Linked DNA regions of Homo sapiens: regions 2, 3, 4 and 5 are each linked to region 1. A link is a contact called in ENCODE Hi-C or POLR2A ChIA-PET data. All regions are on one chromosome and are shown on one strand. The core of a region is the stretch at or near the end of the contact, and the rest is flanking DNA. Distances in the headings are between cores, read along the strand shown. Region 1 holds the start of JUNB (JunB proto-oncogene, AP-1 transcription factor subunit). Region 2 holds the start of RFX1 (regulatory factor X1). Region 3 holds the start of ZSWIM4 (zinc finger SWIM-type containing 4). Region 4 holds the start of ZNF627 (zinc finger protein 627). Region 5 holds the start of MIR23AHG (miR-23a/27a/24-2 cluster host gene).

Region 1 (3,305 bases), core at 154-2,653:
TCCCTGGACCCCAGTGGGAGGCGTGTGCCCAGCCGTCCAAGCGAGGGGGTGTCCGTAAAGGGGCAGGGGACGTTCAGAAGGCGTGTCCCTTGACCCCAAGCAGCAGCTGACAGCCGTTGCTGACGTGGGTCATGACCTTCTGTTTGAGCTGGGCCACCTGCTCCCGGAGGAGGCCGGCGGTACTCGACAGCCCCGCGTTCTCGGCCTTGAGCGTCTTCACCTTGTCCTCCAGGCGCGCGATGCGCTCCAGCTTCCGCTTCCGGCACTTGGTGGCCGCCAGCCGGTTCCGCAGCCGCTTGCGCTCCACTTTGATGCGCTCTTGGTCTTCCATGTTGATGGGGGACACCGGCGGCGTGGCGTCCCGGCTGCGCGCCTCCGGCACGGTCTGCGGTTCCTCCTTGAAGGTGGAGGCGCCGCGGCCCAAGCCCAGCTGCGCCGGGTGGCCACCGGCGAAGGGCGGCGCGTGTGGGAGGTAGCTGATGGTGGTCGTCGGGTACGAGCTCCCGGTCCCGACGGCAGCCCCGGCGCCTCCCGAGGACGCAGAGGCTGGGGAGTAGCTGCTGAGGTTGGTGTAAACGGGAGGTGGCTCCGGGCCGGCGTAGACGCCCCCGGGCCCAGCCGGGGGCCCCCCGGTAGCGCCCAGGGACACGTTGGGGGGTGTCACGTGGTTCATCTTGTGCAGATCGTCCAGGGCTTTGACAAAGCCGTCGGCGAAGCCCTCCTGCTCCTCGGTGACGCCGCCCCCTGCGCCCCCTGCACCTCCACCGCTGCCACCCCCGCGGGGGTAAAAGTACTGTCCCGGGGGTGTAGGCGTCGTCGTGATCACGCCGTTGCTGTTGGGGACAATCAGGCGTTCCAGCTCCGAAGAGGCGAGCTTGAGAGACGCGCCGGTGTCCGAGCCCTGACCAGAAAAGTAGCTGCCGCCACCGCCGCCCTCTGGGCCGGGTCCGCGAGCCCCAGGCGCTTTGAGACTCCGGTAGGGGTCGGCCAGGTTGACCGCCAGGCTCGGTTTCAGGAGTTTGTAGTCGTGTAGAGAGAGGCCACCAGGGGCCCGGCCGTATCCCGTAGCTGTGTATGAGTCGTCGTGGTAGAAGGGCTGTTCCATTTTAGTGCACATCCGGGCGGCCCAGGCGGTCTGGGGAGGGTCCCTGCGGGGCCGCTCCGGGCCTCGCTGCAGCGAGCGGCGAGCTCTCCGCTGCGGTGACCGGACTGGGTGCCTGGTCGCGCGTTCTCGGGGGCTGGCGCGGGCGGGTAGCAGCCAGCCGGCAGCTGTGCGCAAAAGCCCTGTCAGGCTTCCCGAGCCCCCGTCGCCCTCTCTGGCGCGATAGCTTTCCTGGCGTCGTTTCCCCCAGCTCCCAGCTCCCTGCTGGCTCCGAGGCTGGCCTGGCCGCTCTCAAGGTCCCAGCCGCTCAGCCTGAGCCACACGCCTTTATACCGCGCTAGTCAGCCACGGAAGTGCGCTCCGATTGGCCGTCGCCGGAGCCGGGCCCCCGCGCCCCCCTCCTCGAGCGTGGGGAAGGGGAGGAGGCGGCTCGCGTCACTGTCAGGAAGCGCGTGTCCTTGTAAACAGCGGCCACGGGCCGGGTGGCTCGGCGGGGCTGCAGGGGGAGGGGCTCAAAGGACCTCGGGGTACGCATGGAAGGAGGTGCTGGGGGGCCCAGGCACATGAGTGAGGGGTTTCAGGGAGGAGGATGATTTCCCTGGAGTCCACTGGGACAAATACCAGGACCTGGTACGCAGCAAGTGGGGTGAGGGTCCCAGTATGTGCGAAGAAACCCCTGAGGTACCCAGAATACGAGAGGGGTAGGAGGACTGACAATCCATTGGGAGACCCCAAAAAGCAGAAATGAGGGTTAAGCACTGTAAATCGGGAGGGTTAAGGAGACACCTGACCCAGGAATTGACTGGGGGTCCCGGGCTCAGAAGGATGCGGGACTGGAATTTTCACAGGACGGAGGAGGGGAGAGATCAAAAGGGGTGAGTGGGTGGAGCTGCATGACCCATTAAATTGCAAGAAATGAGTAGGGGTCCAGGAGCTCATGGGAGCTGAGTCCAGAGTCTGAGGCTCTCCCGTAAGCGGGAAGGAGGCATTAGGGGAAGTCTAGATATGCAGAAAGCTAGTAAGCGGCCTGGGGTACACTGAGGCAGGTAAAATATGCCAGGTAGAAGATGGAGACATGTCTGCCAGAAATTGGGGACCACTGGGGTCATCTGCTAGCCCGGATGAAGGAGAGAGTTAGAAGGGGCCGGACACATCTTCGGAGCAGAGAAGACAATAAGAGGGTACTCAGTTGACATGTGAGGAGGGGGCCTTGAGGGTCCCGCGCACCAGGACTGCTGGATCTTCCACGACTGCTGCTCCCCCTCGATGGTAACCTCTTAGTCATCTGTATTCTCTGTCCCCCATCCTAAAACCCTCCCCTATTGACCCTGGGCTTTGCCCAACACCGTGTCGGCTCCTAGAGCCTGGACCCAGCCCGACGGCTGGGGCGCGGTCGCCCAACCCCACTCCCTTCCTTAGAAACAGGCTGGGGAAAGAGCGCAGAGGCAGGAAGTGTGGCAACAGCCCCGGGGGAAGGAGCCCGGCCCTGTCTCCGTCACTCGGATCCTACGGGACCGTGCGCCCCGCCCTGGGTCCCGCCGCATCCTGCGCCTCGGAAGAGGAACCTGGGCGTGCGAGCCCCCGCGGAGGCCCGGGTGCTTGGAGCCCGCCCAGCCGCGGCAGCCTCCAGCCACCATCCTCTCCCCTCAAGCAATGGTTCCGCCCGCGGTGCCTGCAGGGGACCGCGGAGGCAGGCGGCTTGGGGAGTGTTCCATTGGCCCGACGGCGGGGGACGCAGCCGAGGAGCGGGGCCTGGTCGCCATGGCAACAGGCGGGAGTCCGCGGGCAGGACTGAGCGCGGGCCGGCCCCCGAAGTCTCTCCCCGCCGCCCATATTAGGGCACAGGAAGAGGTGGGACCAGCGCTGTCCTGGGGCCCCGAGCCAGAAGCGGGGAACCCGACTATCTGCCAGGTCCCAGGGCGCGCCTGGGCCCCCAGACTGCTAGTCCCGACCAGCCCCGACCGCCGCCCCCGGGGCCCCCACGGCCGCCTGGCCCGGCCCCGCCCCACCCCGCCGCTTTGGGGCTGCGTCCTGCCAGGCCCGGCCTGGCCCAACCCAGCCCGGCAGGTCCCCGCCTGCCCGCGGGCCTGGGTCGGACTTCGCCCCCGGCCCGACGGGGCGCGGAGAGGGCGGGCCGATGCCTCGAGGCGCCCCCGGCGCCTGGGCGGGCTGGAACGGCGGCTGCCTCCTCCCTCGGGTGGGG
Region 2 (3,303 bases), core at 372-2,871, 1.2 Mb before region 1:
CCAAAGAGCTCAGTCATAAGATAATTGACATTTAAAACATAAAAAGTAGGCCGGGCGTGGTGGCTCACGCCTGTAACCCCAGCACTTTGGGAGGCCGAGGCGGGCGGATCACGAGGTCAGGAGATCGAGACCATCCTGGCTAACACGGTGAAACCCCGTCTCTACTAAATATACAAAAAATTAGCCGGGCGTGGTGGCGAGCACCTGTAGTCCCAGCTACTCGGGAGGCTGAGGCAGGAGAATGGCGTGAACCTGGGAGGCGGAGCTTGCAGTGAGCCGAGATTGCGCCACTGCACTCCAGCCTCAGCGACAGAGTGAGACTCCGTCTCAAAAAATAATAATAATAAATTTATTTTAAACACAAGATCTGACCCTGAGCTTGCATAACGCATCTCACCTTAATCCCTGTGTTGGCGGATCCTGTCTTTATTTAAAATTGTGATGTTTTGTTCATCATAGATTTATTTTTTCCCATTAATTTGGATATTTAACAAATATTGAATTAGAAGATTATTTATCTTGATGACTGAGTTTTTGCTCCCAAGATGTTCACCCTAGTCCGGGCCCTGTTTCTGTCTCTTCTCGTCCTGCAGCACCCAGACAGTCCCTTGAGGAAACTGAGGCACAGAGGAGCGTATGTGTGGGAGGTGTGTGTGTGTGGCGGGGGTTGTGGTGAGCTCTCCTGGGCGGACCAAGCTCCCTGGGCTGGGTCGGGGCTGACCTTTGCTTATCTACCGCGGTTGAAGCCGCGAATGAAGTCCCCCGCCTTGCAGAGACCTTTCCCAAGGCGGCCGCACCGCCTGCGGGGCAGAGATAGCCGCGGTCACCCCGGCAGCGGTGACCTTTTCCGGCTGGAGGGGACCGGGAGGCGGGAGAAGGCGCGGCGGCCGCGCTGTCTGGCCGGCTTGGGCGGAGGAGGATGTCACCCCAGCGGGTGGGAGCTGGGATCGAACCCCGCCGCGGCCTCCCGCTTCCACCCAACCCCGACGGGGCCATGGGCAGTGGGGAAGGGGGACGCGCGCCCAGTGACGTCATCGAATCCCGAGTCCGGCCTTCGCCGCTGTCGTCACAGAGGGGCTGCGCTGCGTCACTGCATTCCTCCCCTGACGTCAGCGCAAGAAGCCAGAAACTGGCCCACCGAGCGAGAGAGAAGTCTGGAGCGGAGTCTTCCTTTCTCGCCTTTTTAATTTGGTAAGACATGTAAAGTGTACGCAAGAGCGGACTACAACTCCCAATCGGCCTTGCGTGCCGAGCATGCGCACGGCCTCCAGCCAGAGAGCGCGGCAAACCTTTGGTAGATTGACGTCCCTTTAGTCGAACCAGGAGGCCGGTTTTACATCGGCAAACCAATCCCGTCCTCACGAGTCCTACCCCTTTATTCTTAACCAGCTGCTTCCCTGCCGGAGTGACGGGCCCGGCTGCCTTTGAGGGTTCAGTTTCTTTTGATGGACATTCATACTGATAAATCAGATCGCCGGGAAGTCCAGAGGGTGTTGAAAAGCGTGCATCGGAACTAATAGTTTAGCTGCAAGGCCTGGCGCCGTCCAATCACTTCTCCGGCCGCCGCCAATCACCCCGGGCCCCGCCCCCGCGCGTGACGTAACTAGGGTGGGTAGCAACAGTTGCCCCGGTGAGGGAAACGGAGGCGCCATAGCCACGGTAGTCGTGGCGACCAAGCAACCCGGCAACGCGAGTCAACAACAACAACCGCCCGGCCGACCCCCACCCCCACCCCCCAGGCCCGGCCCGGGGACCCCAGCACGTCCCGTCCCCTTCCCAACATCGACTCCGAGACCTCCGAAAAGCGTTTCCGCAGACAGAAGTGGGGAGAAGCGGAGGTAACCAGGGCGGCCCCGGGGTGGCTGGCCGGGCCGGGGTGGGCGGCGGGGCCGGGGCAGTAGGTGTCTCTGTAATCACAGTCCGGGGGGAAGGGGCGGGCGGTCAAAATGGCGGCGGCGACTGTCTGGACCGTGGGGGAGGGGGCCGGGGCCCGGCTGGAACGACACCACCCGCCCCCGTCCCCGCGGCCCGGCCCCCGCGAGGGGCGGGCGCTCGCAGGCCCGCGGCGAGTGGAGGTCGGCAGGCCGGGGCGGGGGGCTTTTATATGTCGGGAGCGCGAAGGGGCGGGCCTGGGGAGGCTGGGCCAATGGGAGCGAGGGAGGTACGAGGCGGGGCCAAGGTGGGTGGGCGGGACCAGGAGGGAAGGTATGGGCGGGGCCGGCTGGGTCTCCCCAACCTCCACCTCGGGAACCAGGGTGGGCAGCCACCACCCGGTCCGCCTTCCAGATCCTTAAGCGACTCCCTTCTTCCTTAAGAGCTTTGCAGTTGTCCCAGGACTCAGAACTTGGACAAGTGCCTGTCCATCTGAGGCCTCAGTTTTCCATCCTGTAAAATGGGGAGAATCATTGACATCGCCCTTTTCCTGCAGTACCGGGACTCCTCATTCCTTCCAGGAATTTTACTTACGGCTTATCTTTGAACCTTTTCCTCGTATCTACCGTTTCTGAATGTGGTTTGATAAAATAACTGTCAGCTAGTCCTGATTTCAACACTGCAGCCCACTCCTAAACCTGCCACCTTCTCTCTGGGAGGAAGCAAAGAGGAAGCAAAGTTTCATGGAGGAGCTAGGAGTCGATTTGGCTTTAGCGTGGAGGATCTGGTTTGCAGAAATCAAAGTCCATGGTAGGGAGGAGTGACCATGAGGGAATGCTTTAGAGGAACAGAAACCTGAGTGCTTTTCTCTGGGCTGCTGTTTGAGACCTGATGTTTCCTGGTTTGAGGTTGCGGGGGTTTGTTCCTGGAGATGGAACGTTTCTGGGTCCTGCCCATCGAGGTCTCCCCTACTGGGAATGGGGGAGCAAATGAAGCCTGAGGAAGTTTCTTAGATTTTTTAAACCCGCTTCTCTTGGCCAGACACATGTTTTTGTGTCAAACGAGTGTCAACCGAGTCACATGTCACTGACAAGGTCCCAGCCTCTAGGGCCACGTGGGCAGGAGCGGTCAGAGGGAAGGGGAAGCTATCCATGTTTGTGAGAGGAGAATCTTTGCCACTGCTTTTTAGGGTGACAATATCCTGCCAGCTCGGGGAGGAATTTTTTTTTTAAGTAGCCAGCCAGGCCAAGTCTAGTTGGCTTATTCTCCGTCTTGCTTTTGAGCTTAGTGTCGGTGTGCAAACTGCAGCCATTTCCTTTTAAATCAGTCAATACATTCCAAGGAAAAGGATCATTTCAGGCTTTTTCCCAAGAGTTTGAGATTGGTCTGGTGGGGGTTGGCGGGTCCTAACTTCTCCAGGTACTTTTTCTA
Region 3 (3,342 bases), core at 1-2,500, 1.0 Mb before region 1:
ACAGAAGAGAGCTTCTAGGTGCACCTGTCCAGGGACCACCACCCAGGCTCCGCCCCTGCTGTTTTCCTATGGGAAGAGATAGGATAGGTCAGGGGGATGAGGTGGGGAGGAGGAGGGACCCTGGCATTTCAGTAATCCCTGCGGCAAGCCAGGAGAAGACGGGCAGCCCCGAAAGAGGAATCTGGAGGAGTAGAGAGGGGTCCCCAAGGAACAGGTGGAATCTGGAGGCTCGAGGGCAGGAATGAATGGGGAAAAAAGGGGTGTCTTGAGCTGGAATCTGGAGAGATGGGGGAGTTATTTACTTGGGGTGTACGGTAGGGATCTGGAGAGCAGGAATGGGGTAGTGTGAGTCTCTAGAGGCTACGATGGAGGGAGACAGGGTGTCCCCAAGCGGGGGGCCGAAGAGAGGATTGAAGACTGAATGGGGTGCCCTGATTGGCGAATAAAGATGCGGTAGGAAAAGAGGGGTACCGTTGGGGGATAAGGTGGGAAAAGAGGGGTACCGTTGGGGGATAAGGTGGGAAAAGAGGGGTACCGTTGGGGGATAAGGCGGGAAAAGAGGGGTGCCCAGGGTTGTAGGCGGGCCATGGGGGCCAGATCTCAGAGATCTGGGGTTGGTAGGAGAAGAAGGAAGTGTCCTGATTTGGGATCTGGGGCGCTGAGGGGCAGAGATGGCAGAGAAGGGATGGGGGTGGGTTACTGGGTTTGAAGGACAGAAACAGGAGGATGAGGGGGTGTTTCCAGGCAGGGTTAAGGGTCCTGGGGGTGGAATCTCAGGGGGTGTCTCTGATTGGGTTAGCTCTGGAGTCTGGGGATTGTGGGGGAGGAGAAGACAGGTGGGGAAGGTGCTGGGGGTGCGTCCCTGCCCCCGCCCCCTTCCCCCGCGGTCACCTGCTCGAAGGCCCAGCTCTCGGCTACCCGCTTGGCGCTGAGGTCCAGCAGCGCCTCGGGCCGGCCCCGGCCACGCGCGGCCCCGGCCCCGGCATCGCGCTCCTCGGGTCCCGCGGGGCAGCCCCGGCTCCGCTTGGCCGCGGGGGGTTCCATCCGGCCCGGCCGGGGCCAGGGCCGGGGCGGGGCCTCTTTGGGGGGCTCGGTCCGATGCCCGCTCCGCTTCGCCGGCTCCCGCGCCCCCTGCCCTCCTTCCCGTCCGTCCTCTGCGCTCGGCCGCCCCGGGACCCCTACCGCACCCACCCCCGACCCGCGCCGGGCCGGCAGGGTGATGCGGCCCCTTTAAGACTCTTCACAACAATGAAGCTGCTTCAGCCGCCGCTTTAGCTCCGCCGTCGTCCCGCCCCCACCGCCTGTCCCTATTGGCCCCCCCTCGGCCTCCTCGGCCCTCCCCCGCCATTGGCTGCGCCGCCAGACCCGTGTCCAAGCCTCGCTGCTCACTCGATGACTGCGATGCCAGTCTTTTCTTGTTTACCCAACCAGAGCGCACAGCGAGGGGCGCTGTCAATCACGGGGCGCCAGAGGCCAATCAGAGTGGGAGGACCCCCGCGGCCCAGGCCTTATGCGGAGTTTCGGGGCGGGCCCGGGGTTCATTCACAACATTCCTCCCCCGCCTCTCTTGGGCTGGACTGCGCGCCCCAGGCTTCTGGGGCTGCGCCCACACACGGCTTTGTTTACTGAGGGTCGCTTCCGGGCGCCGCGAGGGGACAATCAACATAGCCCGGCCGGTGAGCGAGACAGAGCAGCGGGATCCCTTGGCAGTGGCTCAGCCCCTCGTCCCTCCCAGCTGTGCGACCCGAGAAACTCACTCAACCTCTCTGGGCACCGGGTCAAGTTTTGGTTCTTGTGGGGGCGGAGGGGTCGCAGGCTCACTGAGGGAGCTCATGCGGGCCGCGGACCCCCTCTCCAGAAACAAAGCTCGGTTAGGGGGTTCATAGGTCATCCCTTGAGCCTCAAAACTAGTATAGTACCCCGCCCCTCCTTTCCATGCCCTAGATACTATCTTGGGTCATATGAAATTGCTAATTTTTTTTTACCATTTTTGGCCTGTTAAAATGGCAATTCCATGAGGTTCACCCTAACACTTAATCAAACCCCAGCACCTCTGAGCATTTTTTCTGACTCAGCTTGTGTAGGCCACCGTCTCTGGCCTGGAAGCTGGCCATGGCTTCCATCACCCGTTCCCGTCCCGGCTCCTTGCCAATGTCCTCAGAGGACCCTGCATTTTTCCTTCCTCATACTTCTCACCATTACCATTTATTTATCTGTTTCGGCGGTTTTTTTTTTTTTTTTTTTTTTTTTTTTTACGGAGTTTCACTCTTGTCGTCCAGGCTGGGGTGCAGTGGTGCGATCTCGGCTCACTGCAACCTGCGCCTCCCGGGGTCAAGTGATTCTCCTGCCTCAGCCTCCCGAATAGCTGAAATTATAGGCGCCCACCACCACGCCCGGCTAATTTTTGTATTTTTGGTAGAGACGGAGTTTTGCCATGTTGGCCAGGCTGGTCTTGAACTCCTGACCTCAAGTGATCCACCTTTGGTAGTTGCTTAATTTCAATCTCTCCCTCTCCACTGTGAGCCTCAGGAGGCAGGAGTTTGTCCCATCTGTGCTTTACTGTACCGGCAGCACCTGGAAGGTAGGCGCTTAACCTAGAACTTGTTGAATGTACCAACCAACACATGCTTTGCCTCCATTCAGTTAAATGATAGGCACAGCAGAAAAAAAAAAAAAACAGTGATTATCCACTCATCCATATGGAAGCCCTAGCTTTTTCTTGGAGAAACTTCGAGTCTCACAGCTGCACCCTCTGGCCAGTCTTCACCCACTCTCCCTGCCACCCCCTCAATTAGTTAAACTCCCCTGCAGACCTGCACTGTCCAGTATGGTCACCAATGGCCACAAGTGGTCTCTGAGCCCTTGAAATGGGACTGGCTGAAATTAGGTTGTGCTGGAAAGGTAAAATACAGAGTGGATTTTGGAGACATAGCAGGAAGGGAACAAGGAAAAATATTTCTTTTTTTTTTTTTGAGATGGAGTGATCTCAGCTCACTGCAACCTCTGCCTCCCAGGTTCACGTGATTATTCTGCCTCAGCCTCCCAAGTAGCTGGGGCTACAGGCACCCACCGCCACGCCTGACTAACTTTTGCATTTTTAGTAGAGACGGGGTTTCACCATATTGGCAGGCTGGTCTCAAACTCCTGACCTTATGATCTGCCTGCCTTGGCCTCCCAAAGTGCTGGGATTCCAGGCGTGAGCCACCACGCCCGGCCTAAAATATTTCATTAAGAATGTTTTCCATCCTGGCTAACACAGTGAAACCCCTTCTCTACTAAAAATACAAAAAATTAGCCGGGCATGGTGGCAGGCGCCTATAGTCCCAGCTACTAGGGAGGCTA
Region 4 (3,366 bases), core at 705-3,204, 1.2 Mb after region 1:
TTCACCAGTCTAAAAGAATCCAGAGGGCAAGAATCATATCTGTTTTTCCCCTCAATACCATCATCCATTTGGCTGGACACCAATGTGTCCCCCAAGGAATGGGATCTGGAATTAGGGGAAGAAAAGCTGAGTGTCCCAGGGGTGAGCTTTGAGAGGGAGGGGATATCAAGAGATTCCTCCGACCCCAGGACACCCAGCTCCTCCACTAAGAGGCCCCACCCCGTACTTCAGGCTGTCCAGTGGGAGCAGGCTGATACCAGACCCTTCAACAGATCTGGCTGCTGTGGGCATCCTGTGTCAGCCCAAACAGCCCTGAAGCCCAGGACCAGGAAAGGAGGATGCTCTGAAGACATATCACAGTTTAAAGTTTCCAAAGGGGAACCCCAACCCAAAGACACTGTTTTTTGTTTTTTTTATTTTAGGGTCCGGGTCTCACTATGTTGCTCAGGCTGGTCTCAAACTCCTGGCCTCAGGTGATCCTCCCGCCTTGGCCTCCCAAAGTGTTGGGATTACAGACATGAGCCATGGCACCAGGCCAACCAAAAGACATTCTGAGAACATCCCTGTGCCTAGGAGAGAGAAAAGGAGAAGAGGCACAAAGGTTTTTTCACAGCAGGGTCTCATACATGTATTCTCTGCTTTCCTCTCCTGTGAAATGTTCAGAAACAGAAAGCAAATATTTTTAAAAGACCAATCGATTGCTCCTTGAAAAAATAATACAAATTAATTAGTTTGAAATGTGCAATAAAGGACAAAGAGTTGATAATGTCGTGACTGGAGTTACCTTTTGGGAATATGGTGAAAGAAGTGGTATCAAGAATTATTTGCAAGCGCCAGAGGAGTCAGGCTAGGGGAACAAGGTCAAGGATTTGGGACCCTGTCCCCCTGGGGAGTGTTAAAATAATTAATTTGGAGACAATTAGAGGGCTGTGGCTATGGTGTCCTGGTTTCCTACCCAAGGAAACAGAAATCTAAGTCGAATGAAATTCTTTTATTTGATTTTATATTTTAAAAATTTGTAGTAGTTTTTTGGTCTCAGTCTGAATATGTTCATTTAAAAAAAATTAACAGAGATGGGGTCTCGCTATATTGCGAGGCTGATCTTCAACTCCTGGGCCCAAGCGATCCTCCTGTCTTGGCCTCCAAAAGCGCTGCGATTACAGGCGTGAGCCACCGCGCTCCAGCCTCAAATGAAATTCTTATAAATTACCAGTTTATAAGGAAATAAAATTTAGGGTTAATAAACCACAACCACCAATCCACCTCTGACTACATAAGCAGAAAATGTCCACCTAGATAGAGCAAATAAGGCGACTGCATAACTGTCACCAACCAAGTACTGAATTTGGTTCGCTTCCTCCTGCACCTTACAGCCTTTCCTTCCATTCCCTCCAACGGATCCCCAAGCCACAAACCACGACCGGGAGCTTCTCCATCGATGAGCCGCTGTTTGCTCAAATAAACTCTAAATTTTTAACGGGAGAAAGGCGGGACTGTGGGGGGCGGCCACAGACCGCAGCTCCTGCAACACGAACCACATCCGAGGAGGGATACCCCCATGACCCTCCCGCGGCCCCCGCACCATGTGGGGAGACGCGGGGCTGCGGGGCCGCAGGCGTCGCGCAGGGACGGGACAGGACGACCGGGGTCCCAGCTCCTGGCCCAGCCCCACCTTGCGGCCGAGGGAACTCGGGTCCCAGACCCCGGAGTCGCCGCAGGGAGGCCTAGGTCCCTCCACAGCCGGTTCCGGCCGGTTCCAACCAGCCCCTCCCCCAGGTCTGGGGACGCCTGACCCCTCACACGCACCATTTCTCGGCTTCCAGGTGTCCCGGCGTCCTCCCTACGACTCCCGCGACCTGTACAGGTCACGGCGCGACAGAGGCTGCGGCGGAGACACCTTGGGCCTCTCGGAGAAACGGAGACGCGAGCCCGGGTGGGGACGGTCGCCAGAAACAAAGGCTCCGTAGGGAGGCGCAGGCCCTGCCCTCCTCTCCCGGGCCCATCTGAATGGACAGTTGGCAGGGCCCCGCCCCAGCGCCCCTGATTGGATAGGGTGACATACCCCGCCCCCTAAGGCCTGAGTGACGTAGGAAGCCATGGAAACGTGGCTGTGCGTAGCAGTGTTGACTGGTTCTAGCCACTGCGCCTCTCAGGCCGAGTTTCCTCCCTGCACCCAGCCCGAGGGATATTTGAGGGTTTGTTTTGGTTTTTTTTTTTTTTTTTTTTTGAGACGGAGTTTCGCTTTTGTCGCCCAGGCTGGAGTGCAGTGGCGCGATCTCAGCTCACTGCAATCTCTGCCTCCCGGGTTCAAGCGATTCTCGTGCCTCAGCCTCCCGAGTAGCTGAATTACAGGCACCCGCCACCACGCCTGGCTAATTTTTGTATTTTTCGTAGAGACGGGGTTTCGCCATGTTACCGAGGCTGGTCTCTAACTCCTGACCTCAAGTGATACGCCCACCTCAGCCTCCCAAAGTGCTGGGATTACAGGCGTGAGCCACCACGCGTGGCCTTGTTTTGGTTTCCTTCCTTCCTTCCTTCCTTCCTTCCTTCCTTCCTTCCTTCCTTCCATCCTCCCTCCCTCCCTCCTTTCTTTTTTTTCTTTCAGGGTCTTGCTCTGTCACCCAGGCTGGACTGCAGTGGCATGATCTCGGCTCACTCCAGCCCCAATCTCCCGGGCTCAAACGATCCTCCTGCCTCAGCCTCCCTAGTAGCTGGGACCAAAGTCACGCCCCACCACACTCTGCTAATTTTATTTTGTTGTTGGTGCTGTGTGTGTGACGGGGGTGGGGTGGGTTAGATGGGGTCTCACTATGTTGACCAGGCTGGTCGTGAATTCCTGGGCTCAAGTGATCCTCCTGCCTAGGCCTCCCCAGGTGCTGGGATTACAAATGTGAGCCACCGTGCCCGGCCAATATTTGCATTTAATGCAGAGCTTGCTTCTAGCTTGCCAGAGTAGGCACTGTCTTCTTCTGGCACTCCATGAGCTCTTCCTTCTAATTCCTTCCGGACACAAGGTCACCAGTATGTGCAGGGAACTCCACACTCACTGTGACATGGAGCAATCGCCTTGCCTCAGAACGGGAGGGAGCCCAGGCTAGGCCAGGGAGGACAGGAAGAGGAGGAAGGGCCTGATGTTCCGGGAAACGGGCATTTGGGATGAGGCGTGCCAAGGCTTCCTCCCATACCCTCCGGTCCCTGAAAAAACATCTATACGTGGAAAAAAAAGTAGAAATAACTGAGGTGAGAGGAAGGATGCTCTCTGATGAAGTGATGTGGGATGAGACCCAAAGTAATGTATTAGTATTAAAAGGCAGGTTGGGCTGGGTGCGATGGAGCACGCCTGTAATCTAGCACTTTGGGAGGCCG
Region 5 (3,260 bases), core at 613-3,112, 1.1 Mb before region 1:
GGGACAGGCAATGTCTGGATGGAAGGCCTTATTATGGGGTGAAGGGAATTCTGGAGGGGCAATATGGATGGGGATGCGGTAGAGATCCGAGTTTTGTTTGTCATTGTAATTTGGTCACTTTCTACTTTTGCAATGACAAGTTTGTCTGTGTGCGTGTGTCCCTTACAGGGAGACCCCCACCCCCACCCCAGGCCCGCCCTGGAAATGCCATTCTTGTGTGTAGCTGCTCAGAAGGCCATGTGGTAAGTTGCTCCCACCTTCTGCGCCCCACCCTGAGTTGGGGAATTCTGTGCCACCCCAAATCTTCCCCTGGGGCCCCACTAGGCGGCTCTGCCCCCTCCTGCCCCAACCTGTCAGATCCTGCATCCTGGGCCAGCCTGCCCCTTGGGCCCCACAGGGAAGAAAAGGCCCTGGAGTCCCCAGGGCTGGGCCCCACGGGATGGTAGCTGGGTGTGGCTCCTAACTCCCTCTCCCCAGTTCCACCAGGTAGCAAGGTGAGAGCCAGCTGAGCTGATGAAATGGGGGACCCTGGAGGAATTCTGGGGTGCAAGGTGACACAGAAGCATCCAACTAGTCCCTCCAGTCCCTTGGAGGGCCTGGCCTGCTGCTGGGTACCCCCGCGCCCCCACCCCCAGAGTTACTCAAAAGGGGAGGCTGCTATCTTACCACCCAGGACGTGGATGAAGAATTGGATCCCTAGCCCCAAGGATGACACTTCAAAAATATTGGGGGCTGAGTGGAAAACATCATCCCCCAAAGCAATGCCCACCCAGGTCTGGGAAGGGTCCTGCGGGTTCCAGACCCCCACTGTGACACGATGGTGGTCGTGGGTGGTGGATAGGGGTCCATCGGCCTTTGTCGAGTCCTGGAGAGGGCAGATGGCAGCGGGACATGCCCAAGGAGACTGGCATGGTTGCAGAGGGCACCCCGCCCCTCGATCTCAGAGTTTTGTTCCTGGCCACCCACCTGGGCACTGGGCCAGGCCCCGAGGCAGGGCCTCCTCCTGAGGAACAATGCAGCCGCGTTCCTCCCGGTGGAGGCTGGAGGATGGAGCGGGAAAGACAGGCACACCGGGAAAGAGGGAGGGATCCAGGGAGGGCCTTGCTCCCAGAGCTACTCCGGGAGCCCGGGGAGTTTCCCAGAGGTCCCAGCGGGTGGGGGAGGGTGCCGGGAAGCCTAGGGGGAGGGGACCCAGACCCAGGGGCTGCATGGCCTGGGACCAGAAAGTCTTTTCTATGGCAGCAGGAGAGGGTTAGGTAGGATAAGAGGAGGAACTTCCTAAGGCTGGAGAAGGCGCTGTGGAACTGGAGCAAGTGGGGGTTCCTGTTTGGTGGCATCCCAGGGCAATACCCAGACCCAGGCCCCCCTCCCCGGGAGGGGTCTGCAGTGCCCAGTGTGCCCTGGGTCTGGGACCGAGCCCACCCGCCAAACCGCCCCTCACCAATCTCTATTCCCAGGGGCTCACGGCCTCCTGGGTTGCCTCTCCCTGGGCAGGCGCAGGCCTTAGACCAACAGGGGTTCCAGAGGTGGGATAGGGGGTTAGACCCTTTGCTCCCACCCTACCCCCGCAGACAGAGCCTTGGGCTTAAAACTCGGGACTGGGACTCAAGTTCAGGGTCCAGAGGGGGAAGTTGGGCTGGGTATGGGGCCCAGGCTGATTTCGGGACAAGGAGGGAGAAAGTTGGCCTTGAGTTGGGGGACGGGACAGAGTTGGGGGACAGGACAGAGAAACTGGGGGCGGGCCGGCTCGGGGGCACATGACGGCGACGCCTGCCCCGCCCCGCGCCCGCCCCCTGCCCGGCCCGGGGAGGGGGGGAGGAGACGGGAAGGTTTTAAAAGCGATTCGGCCCCGCGGCTGGCCGGCCAGTGAGTGGGGTGGAGCGCGGCCGGCGGCCGCCCCCGGCCGGTCTCGGGCCCGCAGCCCGCCCGCCTGAGCCTCGGCCGGCCCGGCCCGGGGCGGCGGCCGGAGCCCGGAGTGCGCGCCCGGCTCCCCTCCCCCCGCGGGTAAGTGGAAGTCAGGAGGGACCCAGGAGGGAGGCCGGGAGCGATCGGCGCCTCGGCGGCAGCGGCGCCGGCAACTTTTCCGCGCCTGGCTCGTGGGCGGAGTGGGGCTGCGCCCGGCGGGTCCCCAAGAGCGTTGCGAGAAGGCGAGGGCGCCGCCCCGCGCGCCTTGAGCGCCCCGCCGCCCGGGGTGGGTCGGGGATCGGGGACAGTGCGTCTGACGGTGGCGACGGCGGCCGCGGAGTCCCGGGGCGCCCCCTACGGAGCGGGGGAAGGGCGGCCCGGCCTCTGTTCCCTTCCCAGTGGCCCCTCCACCCCGACCCCCCAGGGGACGCATGGGAATGCGGTGGGGAGGGCGGGTCCCCGCGCGACTTGGGCAGGTCAAGGTGGGCAGAGAGTTGTCAGGGTGGGAGGGCTTGTGTCCGGCTCGGACATGGGGCTTGGGTTGAGGGGCTTGGATATGCATATGCCTACCCCACTCCTAGCCCCCCGACCTGGCCTTTGGACGGGAGGAATGGGTTGGGGGGGTCTCTCAGAGTTCTTTGGGTGGGGGCGGGGGTGGATACCGGTCCAAGTTCTTGACGTGTCGCCCGCTGGGTAGGGGGAAGGTCTCTTGTTGGGCAGGGGCTGGTGGGAGCTGGGGGGATGTCTCCTTTCCCTTCGGAGAAAAGCGCTCATTCAAGGTTGCATAGGAAGGAAAGCCAGGTTGGGGACCAGCCCTGTGCAGCTTGGGGTCCCCGTGCCTTTTGGCTGAAGGAGGAGGTTAAAAGGGCCCAGACTGAACCCCGACCCCTCTGTCTTAGCCCCAGACTGTTTTCTGATTTTAGCACTAGATTTGGCTGCCCCTAAAGCCCTTAGCCCTAACTGACCTTCCTGCCCAGCCCAGCCCAGCCCAGCCCAGCCAGGCCCCAGACCCAGTGGCTTCTTGAATGTTTTGGCTGTGCAGCTGGCTCCTTGTCACCTGCCCCCTTCCCAACCTTCCCCAGCTGGCAGCCTCTGACTCCTGGTCTATGAGGGTGAGGCTGGGGGCTGGGGGACCCCTGGCATAAGGGGTGTCCTCTGGCAGTCCTGCCCCAGCTGGAGGGCTGTACCCAACAGGTGCCCAGGCTTAGAGGCGAGGTGATGTTGGACACACCCTGTCCGCTCGCCCACATGCCCTGCCCGGGCCAGCCTGGGTACATGTGTTCACATGCCGATGTCCTGGGAAGGCACAGGCCCTGGGGCTGGTGCTAGCTTTGTTCTCTGATCCCGTGAGGCAC

Evidence for each region. A loop is a pair of places that touch in the nucleus more often than their neighbours do. ChIA-PET counts read pairs that join two places held with the same protein, here RNA polymerase II (POLR2A). Pooled maps may share reads with other maps.
Region 2: a loop to region 1 is called in a map of ascending aorta, with 4 times the contacts of the local background. The contact joins the promoter of RFX1 here to the promoter of JUNB in region 1. A Hi-C loop is called at or near these places in 1 of 168 maps with a recorded cell type or tissue (ascending aorta), 4 of 37 single-sample maps with no recorded cell type and 16 of 50 pooled maps. POLR2A ChIA-PET finds 5 or more read pairs at or near these places in 1 of 52 experiments (activated CD4-positive, alpha-beta T cell).
Region 3: a pooled map shows a loop between it and region 1 (7-fold over the local background). The contact joins the promoter of ZSWIM4 here to the promoter of JUNB in region 1. A Hi-C loop is called at or near these places in 4 of 50 pooled maps. POLR2A ChIA-PET finds 5 or more read pairs at or near these places in 2 of 52 experiments (activated B cell and activated CD4-positive, alpha-beta T cell).
Region 4: a pooled map shows a loop between it and region 1 (8-fold over the local background). The contact joins the promoter of ZNF627 here to the promoter of JUNB in region 1. A Hi-C loop is called at or near these places in 1 of 168 maps with a recorded cell type or tissue (B cell), 1 of 37 single-sample maps with no recorded cell type and 4 of 50 pooled maps.
Region 5: a loop to region 1 is called in a map of ascending aorta, with 12 times the contacts of the local background. The contact joins the promoter of MIR23AHG here to the promoter of JUNB in region 1. A Hi-C loop is called at or near these places in 17 of 168 maps with a recorded cell type or tissue (B cell, CD14-positive monocyte, CD4-positive, alpha-beta memory T cell and 11 more), 7 of 37 single-sample maps with no recorded cell type and 31 of 50 pooled maps. POLR2A ChIA-PET finds 5 or more read pairs at or near these places in 5 of 52 experiments (BJ, T-cell, activated CD4-positive, alpha-beta T cell and 2 more).

What each region holds. Positions count from the first base shown.
Region 1 is chr19:12,789,584-12,792,888 of GRCh38, reverse strand. It overlaps JUNB (JunB proto-oncogene, AP-1 transcription factor subunit), which reads right to left and starts at 1,403. Exons shown (of 1, transcript NM_002229.3): 1 at 1-1,403. The coding sequence starts at 1,117. The coding sequence ends at 74. It also overlaps a transcript of HOOK2 not described here. RefSeq lists silencers at 605-714, 1,085-1,664, 2,525-3,294, cis regulatory regions at 1,144-1,698, 2,538-3,058 and enhancers at 1,429-2,040, 2,341-2,840.
Region 2 is chr19:14,004,638-14,007,940 of GRCh38, reverse strand. It overlaps RFX1 (regulatory factor X1), which reads left to right and starts at 1,621. Exons shown (of 21, transcript NM_002918.5): 1 at 1,621-1,838. RefSeq lists enhancers at 811-1,338, 1,339-1,866, 1,867-2,395 and silencers at 1,590-1,769, 1,820-2,199.
Region 3 is chr19:13,793,351-13,796,692 of GRCh38, reverse strand. It overlaps ZSWIM4 (zinc finger SWIM-type containing 4), which reads right to left and starts at 1,250. Exons shown (of 14, transcript NM_001367834.3): 1 at 892-1,250. The coding sequence starts at 1,044. RefSeq lists an enhancer at 587-656 and silencers at 897-1,106, 1,127-1,616.
Region 4 is chr19:11,596,071-11,599,436 of GRCh38, reverse strand. ZNF627 (zinc finger protein 627) reads right to left here and starts at 1,954. Exons shown (of 4, transcript NM_145295.4): 1 at 1,807-1,954. The coding sequence starts at 1,809. RefSeq lists silencers at 1,560-1,699, 2,040-2,169 and enhancers at 1,850-1,929, 1,017-2,015.
Region 5 is chr19:13,841,520-13,844,779 of GRCh38, reverse strand. MIR23AHG (miR-23a/27a/24-2 cluster host gene) reads left to right here and starts at 1,862. Exons shown (of 1, transcript NR_036515.2): 1 at 1,862-3,260. RefSeq lists silencers at 1,701-2,430, 2,891-2,950 and a cis regulatory region at 1,456-2,964.